2 separate regions of the Homo sapiens genome follow, and region 1 is linked to region 2. The links are chromatin contacts, found by Hi-C or POLR2A ChIA-PET in ENCODE. All regions are on one chromosome and are shown on one strand. Each heading gives the region's core, a stretch centred on a gene start or an enhancer-like site at or near the end of the contact. The rest is flanking DNA. Distances are from core to core; before and after follow the strand shown. Region 1 overlaps LOC105375199 (a long non-coding RNA gene). Region 2 has its middle 53 kb from the start of MIR148A.

Region 1 (7,279 bases), core at 186-2,685, 110 kb after region 2:
AAGTTACACCCGCCTTTGATCTTACACAGATTGCTTTTTTTAAAAAAAAATAAAAAAGACTACCTGTACTTCAGCTAAAATTAAACTATAATAGAAACTAATTGGATTGCAAACTAGTTGAACTACTTAAAGCTTTCCTTCACAAGATTATTTGTCAGAAGTTCTAATCCCTGATGCATATCAAAATCATCGTTTATTTTTTAAAATACCCATGCCCAGGACCCAGAGAGACTGATTCAATGGGTCTGCTGCTTAGTTTTGTTTTTCAAGTTCTCCAGGTAATAGCAGTCAGAGATGGAAATCATTGACCTAAGATTAAAACGCAACCTAAATTCAAGATATTTAATAAATTGCATTGGTTTATCTTCTTGATTGACATTACTAGATATCAGAATAAAAGTCTGGTATATTTTATTTGTTAACTCCAAATGCAAACAAAATACTTCAGCTATTTCATTGGGTCTAAATTTACTGTAGGGGCAAACTTTACACAAAATCACACAAGACTGCTAGCAGCAATTACATGCCCCTAGCAACACAAGGGTTAATTTTAGCATCATAAAACTCTCAGTTGGACCCACCAGTCTACTTAAAATTATGGTTAGGTTTATCTGCTTCATTCAAATCAATAGCTGCTTTACTTCCCCTGCTGAAACAGAGCTTGCCACCACAGCCATATTGATGTTACCCTTCTTATTGATTATCATCGTTCATATTCAGCCATAATTTGGATATTGCCAACCAACATTTCCAGCCAAGGACGCTTCAAAATAATGCATATAAATTGTGTCTTATTGATCACAGAACTTCTGCTGGCACTTAAGTATGTTGACATATAAACATGAACAGAAGTCCACAAGTTTGCATTTCTGATGTTTACAGAATTATAATTTATAGTAAAACAAACTTATGCTTTTAAAAAAATCACCTTCATAAAGTGGTATAAACACGAGGCTTAAATTGCAAAAACTATTAAAAGAATATAAAGTCCTACAGTTTTTTCAAATGATTTATGGAAAGAAAACGTCATTATTTCTCTTTTACACTTGATATCATTTAATTGCATTTTGCCACTTGCAAGATAAAAATAAATTTGCCAAATCATAATTACTGAAATCAAAAATTATAGTGTAATGAAATAATGTTTTCTTAAGAGATATATATGTGTATATCTTTTCTTATTTTAAGATTTCAAGAGTTCACAGTAAGATTAGCACAATGCTTGAGACACGTTTCCCAAAGATAGCTTGGCAGAAGCAGAGTAGAGCACTGTTATTAAATAAAACACATGGCCAAAGTCTCAACCTCTGTCATGAGGTGACTGCTGTTAACTCTTTATTAAGAGTTAACAGCTGCAGCTTTTCCCATAGAAAACAAGATAAACCAGGCAAACAGTGCACAGGTGCTGACCTGACCTGCTGCTGCTCAAAGTCTTGGAAAGGCCCACGTGACGTCATCAGGGGCACCGCCCTAACTCAGGGAAGTGAAGAAAGAGTTTCCTGGAGAAACTGAGGAATGATACATTCACAGACATATGTTGAGAAGCTGCCATCCTATCTCTCTATCACTTCCTTTGCTGTGTTCCCAGAGTGAGAGAAATGATAATTCTCACCGAAGGCACTCCACGGTCTCATGGTCTCGCCTGTGCTAGGAAGCCTGGGAGAATATATGCCACGTAGACTGTGTAACAGGAATAATATTTGGAAACTATGAGTGGTGTGTTTTTTCATCCCACGCCCTAGTCACATTCCCTGCACACATTCCATAGCTCCAGGGAAGAGGGAGAAGAAATGCCATTCTGGATGGACAAGAATACGAGCCAGGCAGGATGGGAAGTCAAAGCAAGCCTCTCGGGTCCAAGAGGAAGAAGATGGAGCCGATGAAGGATGGGCTGATGGATGGCAGCAGACAGTTGGACCCTGAATCCTGCCCCCTCATCCACCTCTGGATGGGAATCCTGGTACGGGGTGGAGCCGGGCTTCAGCTGGATTGGGGGAAGGCTGGAAGGTGAGGGATCTTGATACTCTGCTCTTCATTGGGAACTGCAGGAGGTGACTCCAGTCCTGGGCGTCACCCTGCCAGTACAGGGTAGGCACAGCGGGGTGGAAGTGGCAGCCCAGTGTAAGTCAGGTAGGGAAGAGTCCTGAGTAAGTGTCCCTCACCAACACTGGTTCCTATGGAGCAAAGGGGAGTGGAGAGTCCAGGAGATAAGGTGATAAGGGGTGAGGCAACTCTACCAGACAGGTCAGTTACAGGTCAAAGCTGAAATTCAAAAAGGTCTGCATTGCTAGGGAGAGCTAAGGTGGAGAGCCAGGTAAACGGGAGAGAAGCTGCACCAGCTCCATGGACTGCAGCAATAAGATCCCTGTCATGAGATCTACTACTCTGTGGTCACCTCAGCACTATTGACGTTTGGACCAGATAATTCTTCACTGATGGAGGCTGCCTACACATTGTAGAATGTTTAGCAGTATCCCTGCCCCCTACCCACCAGATGCCAGTAGCACTCCCCTCCCCTCTTCAGTAGTGATCATCAAAAACACCTCGGGACACCAAATGTCCCCTGAAGACAAACACTGTAGTAGGTTGAGAACTACTGCATCAGCCCTAGACACCGCTTGGAGAGGATGGCAAGGGAAGAGGCTGGAAAACTGAGCACCTATCCCAGAGACAGCTATTTCACACTGAGATCTCAAGGCCTGAAGAAAGTAAGATCCCATCAGTGGCAAGTTGAGGGACCTGACCCCTCCACCTCCACCCACCCATCCTTAGGCTACCCAGCCAAGTGGGTGCCCAAGAGCAATAGAAAATAACAACTCTGGGAAGAGCAGGCCATCACTCAATTTTACAGATGAGGAAACTGAGTTTCTAAGAGGTTAAGCTAACCATCCAAGGTCACACAACCAGTTAGTGGCTGAGCCAGCATTCAATGCCAGCGAGGCTCCCTCCAAAACCATGCTCATTCCTATACAACTCCCTTTCACACAGAGTGCCAAGTTAGAACTTCATGTGTATTGCAGTGTCATCTCAAGAAGACAGAGCTCCCGTTGGGAAGGAATGATATATGCCTCTATGCCAAGCATGTCATTTGTGCTCCATAAATATTTGCTGAATGAGTGAATGGATGAAACCCTCTCCTCTACCTCTGGGCTAAGCAGGCTGTTTCCCAAGGCCTCACTGCACCTGAAAAAACAAGAATGAAGATAAAGCAAAGGCTAACAATTGCAGGACCAGTGTTCCTTCTCAGAGATCCTTGAGCGAGGCAAAAATAATGTACAGCTGGCTTCCAATCAACAGCACTAATGCGTGAGTCAAGAGATAAGCTCAATGAGCTTGCAGAGGAGGGAGAGATGGGAGGGAGCAGTAGGAGCCAGGCAGGAGAGGAGGGACCTGGAGCAGTGACTTGGGCTCAATTTGGAAGGACCAGAAAATTAGTGGGGAAGACCACTCCAGAGTTGAGTTGGCACAAGAAGTAAGAGCAGCCAGGCGCAGTGGCTCACACCTGTAATCCCAGCACTTTGGGAGGCTGAGGTGGGCAGATCACCTGAGGTCCAGAATTTGAGACCAGCCTAGCCAACATGGCAAAACCCTGTCTATACTAAAAATACAAAAATTAGCTGGGCGTGGTGGCAGGCGCCTGTAATCCCAACACTTTGGGAGGCTGAGATGGGTGAAATGCTTCAGGCCAGGAGTTTGAGACCAGCCTGACCAACATGGTGAAACCCCATCTCTACAAAGAATACAAAAATTAGCCAGGCATTGTGGTGTGCACCTACAATCCCAGCTACTCGGGACGCTGAGGCACGAGAATCGCTTGAACCCGGAAGGCAGAGGCTGCAATGAGCCGAGATCGCGCCACTGCACTCCAGCCTGAGCAACATAGCAAAAAAAAAAAAAAAAAAAAAAAAAGGAGCTGGTACTGGGAAACAAGATGGCAAGATCGGGGCGGGGTGGGGGGCAGGCGTGGGGTGGAGGTGCCACTGATGAGGAACATGAAGGTCAGGCAAGACATTCAGGTTATGCAGTGGATTCCTGAGTAACAACAGACTTTAACATTGATTGAGGGTTTACCATAAGCAGGAGCTGTTCTAAGCGCTTTGCAGGGATTACCTCATTCGTGGAAGGCTGATTTCCCAGCTGAGGAAACCTGGGGGAGCTCAGCATCCCTGAGGCCTTAAGGAAGGTACTCAGGCCTCATGACTCCTAAGTGACGGGACAGGATGGGAAACCAGGCTACTGCATGCCCCAAGAACCATGCTGTTCGCTGCCAGCCCCTATCCCTTCCTGGCATGTGATGTGATCAAAGTGACATAAGCACAACACTAACAAGGAGATGACGGCACCAGGGTTCCTTCTTCATACCCTTAATCTGCATAATAGTCAACTCAGGGTAGGGCTTAGGCAGTGGCGGGTTGGGAGATTCAGGATATGTTGTAGCAAAAGCTAGAGCTTAAAAGCTATTTGCTAAATGACTGTCTCTGGTGTGTGTAAGATGCAGTCGCTTTACAGTTGATTATATGTTAACCCTCTTTGTTCCTTGGTTTTGTCCTTGGTAATCTGTATCACGTTAGCGTATTCATCTGTTTGTTTGTTTGTTTTTTTTTTTTGAGATGGAGTCTTGCTTGGTCACCCAGGCTAGAGTGCAGTGGCACGATCACAGCTCACTGCAGCCTCTGCCTCCCAGGTTCAAGTGATTCTCCTATCTCAGCCTCCCAAGTAGCTGTGATTACAGGCACCTGCCACCACGCTTGGCTAATTTTTTTATATTTTTAGTAGAGACAGGGTTTCACCATGTTGGCCAGGCTGGTCTCAAACTCCTGACCTCAGGTGATCCACCCGCCTCTGCCTCCCAAAGTGCTGGGATTACAGGCGTGAGCCACTGCCCCTGGCCTCATCTTACATTTAATACCACTAAGGAGATGGGGAACGCAATTGTATTATTCCCTTCCTTGATAAAAGCTCAGCTCAGCACCACCCTCAGTGAGTACCTTGACAATGGAATCCGGTGACCACTTACTGTAAAAACGTGTAGCCAGCAAAACTTCTGGTTCTTAGGAAATGCAATCCACATCCTCGCTGGTGAGGGCAACTGACTCATGTGTGGGGTATTAGGAGGGGGCTTATTTGTATGTGTGTTTCATTCATTCATTCAACAAGTACTTATTGAGCACCTACTATGCACCAGGCACTGTTCTTTTATATTTATCTTTTAATTTTTAAAATTTTTTTAGAGATGGAGTTTTGCCATGTTGCCCAGGCTGGTCTTAAACTCTTGGACTTAAGCACTCTACCTGCCTCAGCCTCCCAAAGTGCTGGGATTACAGGTGTGAGCCACCACACTTGGCTAGCCAGGCACTGTTCTAGGGGCTTGGGACACATCATGAATACAACACACAAAGGTCCCTTCCCTCGTAGAGCTGGCATTTTCAGAGCGACAAGTAAGTAATTTATATAGGGTGTTGGAGGATAATTCCTGTCTTGGAAAAAATAGAAAACAAAGGAAGGTCTAAGAGAGATCAGGATGGGAGAGGGGAGGAGTGGGGCAGTTTGTAGTATTACATGGGATAACCAGAAAAGATGACACTTGAGCCAAGACTGAAGAAGGTGAGTGAGAAAGCCATGTAGATATGGGGAGGAAGCCTGGAGCTCAAGGCACAGCAAGGAGGTCAGTGTGGCTGGAGTGGAGGAAGCTCAGGCTGAGGGCATGGTAGAACACGAGGTCAGAACATGAGAGGCTGGAGAGTCACATCACAAAGGGCTATTGGAAGGGCTTGGGCCCTTTACTGTCAGTAAGACGGGGAGCCCCTGCCAGGTCAAAGACAGGGGTGGGACAGGCATGGTGGCTCACATCTGTAATCCCAGCCCTTTGGGAGGCCGAGGCAAGTGAATCACTGGAGTTCAAGACCAGCCTGGCCAACATGGTGAAACCCCATCTCTACTAAAAATACAAAAGTTAGCAAAGTGTGGTGGCAAGCACCTCTAGTCCCAGCTACTCAGGAGGCTGAGGCAGGAGAATCACTTAAACCCGGGAGGCAGGGGTTGCAGTGAGCCAAGACCACACCATTGCACTCCAGCCTGGGCAACATGAACAAAACTCTGTCTCAAAAAAAAAAAAAAAAATGCATAGGGCTGACATGATCTTTCTTAATCATAATAGAATAGCCTGTAACAGGCTATACATAAGAATAGCCTGTTACAGGCTATACATAAGAATAGCCTGTAACAGGCTATACATAAGAATAGCCTGTAACAGGCTATACATAAGAATAGCCTGTAACAGGCTATACATAAGAATAGCCTGTAACAGGCTATACATAAGAATAGCCTGTAACAGGCTATACATAAGAATAGCCTGTAACAGGCTATACATAAGAATAGCCTGTAACAGGCTATACATAAGAATAGCCTGTAACAGGCTATACATAAGAATAGCCTGTTACAGGCTATACATAAGAATAGCCTGTAACAGGCAAGGGTGAGCTAGTGCAATAATCCAAGAGGGAGAAGGTGGTGGCTAAAGCCAAGGTAGTCATATTTCCCCCTACTGTAGTGCCTGCCCAGTGCCGTTCCAGAGCTGAGGAGTAACTGATGGGGTCAGAGTCAACCGAAGCAGATCCTCATGAAGAGACAGCACAAGGGAGACCAATGTTGGAGAAAATGGGACACACCATTGTGTACTGTGCAAATGGCAACAAAATGAAGAATCAGACACACAGATCCACTGGTTACGAAAAAGAGTGTCCGCCACCGGGACCACATTGCAGGCGAACAAAGCATTAACACCTGCAATATTGAAACCACAGTCTCTTTGACCTGCTGCCCCCCGTGTAAGCCATCAGCTTTGTCTTTATACTGTCCGGGAATCTTTCCATAGGGATTAGGATTTTGGCCAGTCCTTCCCCAGATGATTCCTGTCCTCATGTGAAATGCCTTGGTTCCCCGTAAGATGTCTTTCTCTAGCCATTTGTAAGTACTGAAGAAATCCACTCTGTTCTAACAGGTTGCTTTAACTAGATTTCTAATGTATATTAATAGTTTCACGAAACCACATAGGAAGTATTTTACATTTGTATTGTATTTTTTGCCATAGAAGTCACCACAAGTGCTTCTTTGCATTTTCTTGTTTCCTGAAGCAATTTCCTCTGCTATTGTTTTAGTTACAAAATGTTTTATTAATTTTAAAACTGGATTCTTTTGTGAAATTTTGGTGATCTTGTGTTAAAATACTGATATGAAGGGCTTTGCCTGCTAAAGGAAACAAATATTTCTGAAGGTTTTA
Region 2 (7,424 bases), core at 52-2,551:
AATTTCTTAAAAAACTGTTAACCTTCTGAGATCCGTATGTGGATTTATTTATTGCTTTCAATATCTTATCGCCACTAAGCTTAACTAGCTAGGCTTGGAAGGTTATTTTAAAGGACAATGCCCTAAAAAGGCAGACACAATTGGGCTTCCTCTTTATTTTACCTTCCTATAGAATGTCGGCATGTGTATGAGCGTGTATGAGCGTGTGTGTGTGTGTGTGTGTGTGTGTGTGTGTGTGTGTGTGTGTTTAGCAAACATTTATGATTGAAGAAACCATTCAGGGAATCCAAAAACTAAAATGCAGGATTCCACTGCCTCCCCTCCACCCACCCCGCAAAAAAAAAAAAAAAAAAGTGACGTTTCAGGCCAAAAAATTGTTTTCGTTGTTATTACTTCTGTAACTGTCTTCAATCACCTATTAATTTAACCAGCAAATATTTATTGAAGCCCCTAATGTGCCAGTCCCTGGGCACACCATGATACCTGAGCCACATCTCACCCTGCAGGGTCTCACCCATGATGAGAAGGCAGTTCTCTTTACTCCTGTCAGCCAGATTTAGTCTTAGAGCATCAATATCCATAAGTGAAAAGTGACACTTCAGCTTAGATTATTTCTCTTTTCACTGCCCTTCAGAAAAATTTTTTTTTTTTTCAGAAGAAAATAGGATTTTAAAATCACTGCTTTCTAGATGTGACCATCTCAGCCTGAGCAAGAAGGATCAAAACTCTCTTGCTGGAACTGCCTTCTCAGTGACTGAATTTTTATGAATCAAATAAAATGGTTGCTTGTGGGTTTGGGGAATGCTTTTTTTCCTTCCAAAGTCCCATATTGATTAGAATGAACTACATCGAAATTTAACAAGTGACAGAAGAAAGTGCCACCACTCTTGGCGTCTAATGAAGCTGTTGGGCAGTGCTGCCATCCAGAGTGGGGGAAATGGGACACAGGAAGTCTGTTTCCTCCTCCCCCAACAATACTCCCAGCCCCATTGGTTTGTACAAACAAACATGTGAGACCACGTGGTAACATAGACAAGTTACATTCCTTACCTCAGGTAATACCCACAAGATAGCCCCATTTACCAGCTGAGCAAACTGAGGCTAAAGGTTACTTCTTTGCCCAAGGTCACACTGCCAATATCCAAACCCAAGTCTGTCCACCTCCAAAGATCATGTGCCTTCTGCTACCCAGTGTAAATAACCCAAAAGAACTCAAAGACTGTTTTCTTTGAAGATAGGTGAGGCAGACACTGCTGTGTGCTTGCCCCGAGCCATCCTATCTGCTTCCTGTGCACACAGCTGGACTACATTTCCCAGCTCCCCTTGGGGGAAGGTTGGCCCTGAGAGTGGCGTCTAGCTAGTGGAATGTGAGTGGCAGTGAGGCCTGCCCACCTCCTGCACAGTCCTTCATTCTCTCTCTCTACCTGTCACAGCCAGATGCAGAGTACTCAGCAGCAAACATTAAGGCCCTTAGGGATGGTGGGGCCACAGAATGAAAGGTGCCTGGGTCCCTGAATCACTGCATGGAAGCTGTCCAAGAAACGCTTTCAGTGGTCCAAGAGCAAGAAATAACTTGTTTTGTGTTAAGCCACTGTGACACGGGGTTGCTTGTTAAACAGTTAGCCTTTGATACATAATACACAAGGAAAGAAAATGGCTTCTGTGAAGGTGTCCATTTGCCCACCAGGGGACTTGCCTAGTTCTGTGGTGGTGAATTTGTTCACAATTTCCCTGGGCGTCAGGAAAAGAAGACATTGAGCTAAGTGATCTCTAAGGTCTTTCCCCGACCTGAGAAAAGCCTGTGGTTCTGTGGTTCCCCTCTCTCACCCGCCGGATCCCGTCTCCCACCACTCATATCTGCAGGGGCCAGCTAAGTTACCTGGACCAGGAGGGACTTAGCCCAAACTCCTACCCACCCAGGAGTCTTCCTTCCCACATAACACCTTCCCTGTACTCTGCTGGGCAGCTATACACAGATATGCCCCCTCGGCAGTGGCAGCAATATGTAAGATGCCCCGGCAGGAGGACGGGGGGCTTCACATGGCCTTGTGCCACCTGTCCCAACTTTCCCTGCCCCCTGTGTAGCCTGTGTGGGAAGATGAGCACCTTCCTCCAAGAAAAAGGCTGGGTATAGACCAAGACCTGGAAAACTGCTGGGTATCCGAAGAGTGAATATGAGGAATTCTGCTCTTTGAAAGCACTGCTTCTTCGACTGATGTCACTAACATCCATGAAATATCATCCTTAAGCTATTTTAAGTCTACCTCCAGTGACTCATGGGATCTCCTTTTCTGTCACTGAACGTGATGTGCTCAAAATGAAGATAATGTTAATATAGGGAAAAGCAGAACTGAGAGTTTTAATGACACAGACTCCTGGCCAGATCAGGAAAGGAGGGTGTAGTTCGCGGCATTTGTGATTCCGGCTGGGTCTCCGGTGCGGAAATGAAACTCGCCCCCTGCTGGCCCGCCCCGGCGCTTTCAGAGGGAAGGGGAGCCAGGACGCCCGCGGGGATGGCTGCCCAGCTGCGAGTCACACACGAGCGTCGCCCACGCCCGGCGCCCCCGCACTGCCCATGATAGGGACCTACTGAATTGGATACTAGTGGTGTTTCTGGAAAAATCAGGGAGGATTGAGACCTGGGTTTTCGAGTGACAAATTGGTGATGCAGATGAAAAATGCAGGACCCAGTTGCATATGGTGGCAGTCTTTGGCTGCCTGGAGAGAAAGAGAGAGAGAGACCGCGCGCTCACTATCAATATGATTAACTATTATAGTGCGCAGTGTTTGGGGCTATCCATTCCTTTTCCTCCTTCTTCTATCACAGATTCCTCCCTCTCTGATTTCAGAAGGAGGAGTTAGGGAGGGTCGGGTAAGTGCCTGACCTAGGCCACTCAGCATCCCCCTTCCTCCACCAGAGTCCTTGGCCAACTAAAAACCATTCCTGGGAATCTTCTGCGGAACCCTGCCCCTCTACCCTCCAGCCTGCCAAGCCTTTTTTCTGTCCCCTGCAAACTAAAGAATCCTGACTACCAAAGCTATTGATGGTTCCCACAATATGTATTGTTTGAATCCACTAGCACCTGACACAACCCAAATTATGAATTACCATAATTACCAAGGGTAAAACCCAAGGTTAATGATGAAACAAATTAGTGCACAGTTAAAAAATATAAAAGTGTTCTATAACTACTACAAAATGAGATAAGGTTAATTAAAGTAATTTTCAAAATATTAACAGAACCATAGTTCCAGCAAGTATAGGAACATTATCAGCGCATTTGCATCATTAAAGGATTTAAACAATTTATAGAGCCATAGATAGAACACTTACATTTGTGAAGGTCAAAAAAAGGATAAACTATTTAGCTTTATTTTTGTAAGCCTATTTCGTTTTCTACATACTGTGGCATTATTATATCTAAGAGTTAAACTGCTCTAAGTATTATTTGTAGATATCTATTTATGAAAGAGGTTATCTTGCTTATAGGAAAAATAATGGATTAAGCTTAACCATTCACAAATGGACAGTTATTTGTAGGTACTTAAACGTGAAGATCTATCAGAGCATGGTAATTTGTCATTTTTTAGTGCTTATTTGACTGTCTATAAGAGCACAGTTGAGTACAAAATGACGATGTTTCTGTAGTGCCACTGCTAGTTTGATTGATAATGAGAAGATACAGCTACCATTTTTAATTTTTAAAATGCAAGATTATTCTGGAGTAAATTAACCTAATCACACAGAGCAAGTAAATTAATGTCAGTTCCTTACTTAATTGCAAAAATAATATTAACCCAAAGAATCTAAATCCACTTCTGACACATATTCAATTTTTATAATGTTACATAGACAGTTTTTCTGGATTATATGTAATGGTTTCCAGCATTAGCTTCTCTGCTAATTGGAAACGTTGGGCATGGGAGCATACATATTCCAGTGGTGTTGAAGAAGGTTGCTTCCAGAATTGATCTAGCTATATTACAATTCGGGCACCATCAAAGAACCATTGGGTATTTTTCATGGCAAGCCTGCCATAAACTCACCCAGTGAGAACTTCTCAGGGCTTTCATTCTCCTGGCGTAAGTGGGTTTTTTCCAAAGCAGACCAACAGCTCTCACTTGAGAACTCAAGTTTTCCAGCTCTCATTTCCCCAGTCTGCCCCAAGCGAGTCAAACAGTGTCAGTACTGTCTCCCGCAGCACCTTGAGGGCTGGTGCCTGTGTTTTCCCGAAATGAGGGTAGACGTGGTTCATGCAGACTGGAGGAGAGTCCCTGAACTCACAAAATGTCTCCTCGGCCTTAATGCTTTCCAAGTTGGGAGATTTATGTTGCAACCTTGAGAAGGGCAGAGTAAATACAGAGCCTGCCAGCTATTTGTTTTCCTGTTGATGAATTCCCCAAATTCAGACTGGAAGCCCTCCAAGAACTGAAGTCTCTTCAAAAGGCAAAGTGTTAACCCTGAATCCTTCAGCTGCTTTTGCCACGTCTTTCTCCCCCACCCAGAAAGCTCCAAAGTATCTCTGAGGTTGTGTTCGCTGTATATGAAGCTCTCCGATGACTCTTCCTTTTTATCACACAAAACAAGCCAGGGCCAAAGACCACGGAGGAAGAAACCAGCTTACCACATGGTGCAGGGATCTTGCAAGAGCTTCTCCTAGTGAGGCTCCCTAGAGCCTCACTCCTACACATTCAGTATAGCTTTCTTTAGTCATGAAAGTGATTCCACTACCTAGTCAAACTTTGCTAGCTTGAAATATTTGCCACATGCTCTATTGCAATTGTGGTTTTCATCTTTAAATCATACATCCTTAATCTTCTCCTTGGAAATGTAACAAATTAGCACCATATTTTTGTTTGTTAGTTTTTCCTGAACATGAACCATACAGTTTATGAACCAATCTAGATAAAATGACCATTTTTAATCCCCAAATCACTCTTTATTTTTAGTGTTTAGTCTCACTGGCTGCTTTTATAATTTAAAAATTTTTAAATATAATCTTTTTTTCTGATTATAAAATTACATCTTATTTATAGAAAACATGGGAAATGGGTATTAAATGTAAAAAATTGTATTTGTAATCTCATTAGTCACAGTTAGGCCTTAACATTTTGGTATACATCTTGTTTCTCTGCTAGTTATTCTATCTGGATGATGACTTTTTTCATTTGATCTTATATAATAAATATTTTCACATTATTTCCATAATTTTTTTTTTTTTAAGACAGGGTCTCATTCTGTCACCCAGGCTAGAGTGCTGTGGCATGATCATGGCTCACTACACCCTTGAGGTGATCCTCTCACCTCAGCCTGCTGAGTAGCTGAGACCACAGGTGTGCACCAACATGCCAGCTAATTTTTGTATTATTTGGTAGAGACAGGGTTTTGCCATGTTGCCCAGGTTGGTCTCAAACTCCTGGGCTCAAGCAATCCACCCACCTCAGCCTCCCAAAGTGCTGGGATTACAGGCATGAGCCACTGCACCCAGAACCACAATGTTCTTAACTAACCTTTTATTGTTGGAATTATAAGTAGCATTCCAGTAAACATATTTCTATGTAAACCTTCGGCTAATATCACATTAATTTCTTAGGATAGATTCCTTTAAGTAGAATTACTGGGTCAAAGTGTAGAAACAGTATTAAGGTTCTCAATACATTTTGCCAAATTGCTTTTTCCAAAGGATGCATATCAGTTTGTGCTCCCACCACAGTGAGTGAGACTGGCTGGCTTGCTGTGCCCTCATCCACATCCAGGATAGCTGTGTTTGCCTCTGGGCCTACACAATAGACACCTCCACTGAAACAGGTGGTGTGGCCCAGGTTTGGGAAGGGCTTAGACTGGGAGTCAGGAGACCTGGCCTTGAATTTGGATTCTCCTATTATGTAGCTCTGTGACATCGCAGAAAACCCTTAGCAGCAAGAATAAAAATTGGGAACAGACTACCAAAATAAGGTAATGAACGTGAAAATGCTCTGTAAATGCAAAATATGAGGACTTATTATGGCAAGGCACCTATCTGTTGCTACTGGTACCTAAATTTCCGTGCTAAAATTAGAAACTGGGTTTATAATGTAAATTATAAACAAAAAATAAAATTTTATGGAAATATTGACTTAAGGTTTCCTTCTTAAATATAAGAGATAGGTGACTTTCTTATTAGCATACTTTCTCCCATCTCTTTCTGAGCTTACCCCCAAAAAATTCTGCAGCATCTGAATCCCAGGTGAGCCTGCCTAACTTTAATATGTGAAATAAAGTTGTATATTGTCTTGGATTATGCAAACTAAGCTGGTAATGAAAAGTGTTTTTTTTTTTTTTATTTTTATGTTTTAGAGACAGGGTCTTGCTCTGTCACTCAGGCTGGAGTGCAGCTGCATGATCATGACTCACTGCAGCCTCAACCTCCCGGGCTAACGTCATCCTTCTGCCTCAGCCTCCCGAATAGCTGGGATTACAGGCATGCACCACAAAATCTGGCTAATCTTTTATTTTTTGTAGAGACAGGATCTTATTATGTTGCCCAGGCTGGTCGACAACTCCTGGGCTCAAGCAATCCTCCCACCTTGATCTCCCAAAGTGCTGGGATAACAGGCATGAGCCACTGCACCCAGCCATTAACACGCTTACGGAGGGTGGATTTGAGTCTAATTGGCATTTAGATGGAGGCAGTATTAACTCAAGACATTTTTTCTATTTTCACTGTTGCAACTGAATACAAAGCCTTCCCTCGGATCAGGCCACTCCGTTTCTGCCGTTCCAACACAGGATACTCTATCCACATTCTTTCCTGCTTCTCCTCATCCACATGGAGCCATATTTCCTCTAAGGTTTGCCAGGACCCACCTTCTCCTGAAGTCTTTCCCAACTACTCCAGTGTGAAAGCTTTACTTTCCAAGAATGCTTACCTGTGAATCCCCTGGCTCGCTCAGGAGTACCCCTGCTCTGTAAGGTCCTTTCATCATTTCATTTCTAGAGTGTAGACATTTCTTCCCCATCTAAGCCGTAAACCATTTGAAGAGAGAGTGTCTTCCTTTGCATTTGAAGCACCGTGTATATTCTTGGCCATAAACTAACTTGCCCTTGAGGTTGACAAAGAAAGAAAGTTTTACCCAGGACCGAGAGTCATTTTCCCAGTAACTCTCACCGGGGAAACTTTCTCTAGACTTTGCACCTCTTGGCATGAGGGGGTTGGAGGGCAGGTCAGTGCCTCCAGCTACTTTTCTTCTGGGAACTATTTTTCCCTCATTAATTGTGCTGACAGGATTAAGAATAGCTCAAAAGCCAGCGGCAAAGGCTAACGTGGACAATTTTGCTATTTTCTCCTTTTTTTTTCTCACCCAACTCCTCTTGCGTCACCCTCCCACCCCTTGGCTAGATATATATCTTTTTTCTTATTAAACAGCACTGTTTTTTAAAACAA

What was found. Hi-C counts contacts between places; a loop is a spot of excess contacts on that map. ChIA-PET counts read pairs that join two places held with the same protein, here RNA polymerase II (POLR2A). Pooled maps may share reads with other maps.
Region 1: a loop to region 2 is called in a map of pancreas, with 3 times the contacts of the local background. The contact joins two enhancer-like sites. A Hi-C loop is called at or near these places in 2 of 168 maps with a recorded cell type or tissue (Caco-2 and pancreas), 12 of 37 single-sample maps with no recorded cell type and 6 of 50 pooled maps. POLR2A ChIA-PET finds 5 or more read pairs at or near these places in 4 of 52 experiments (OCI-LY7, Panc1, activated CD4-positive, alpha-beta T cell and 1 more).

The regions. Positions count from the first base shown.
Region 1 is chr7:26,004,461-26,011,739 of GRCh38, forward strand. All of the region lies in intron 6 of LOC105375199 (a long non-coding RNA gene), which reads right to left. Among named protein-coding and RNA genes, the nearest start is that of MIR148A, 58 kb to the left of the region's middle. RefSeq lists an enhancer at 5,952-6,625. Within about 2 kb of position 1,436, at least 3 of the 41 ENCODE cell types and tissues checked have a DNase peak (open chromatin) inside an H3K27ac peak, as active enhancers do; they include pancreas, where a contact is called at or near this core.
Region 2 is chr7:25,893,075-25,900,498 of GRCh38, forward strand. No RefSeq gene overlaps it. Among named protein-coding and RNA genes, the nearest start is that of MIR148A, 53 kb to the right of the region's middle. RefSeq lists an enhancer at 2,186-2,275. Within about 2 kb of position 1,302, at least 11 of the 41 ENCODE cell types and tissues checked have a DNase peak (open chromatin) inside an H3K27ac peak, as active enhancers do; they include pancreas, where a contact is called at or near this core.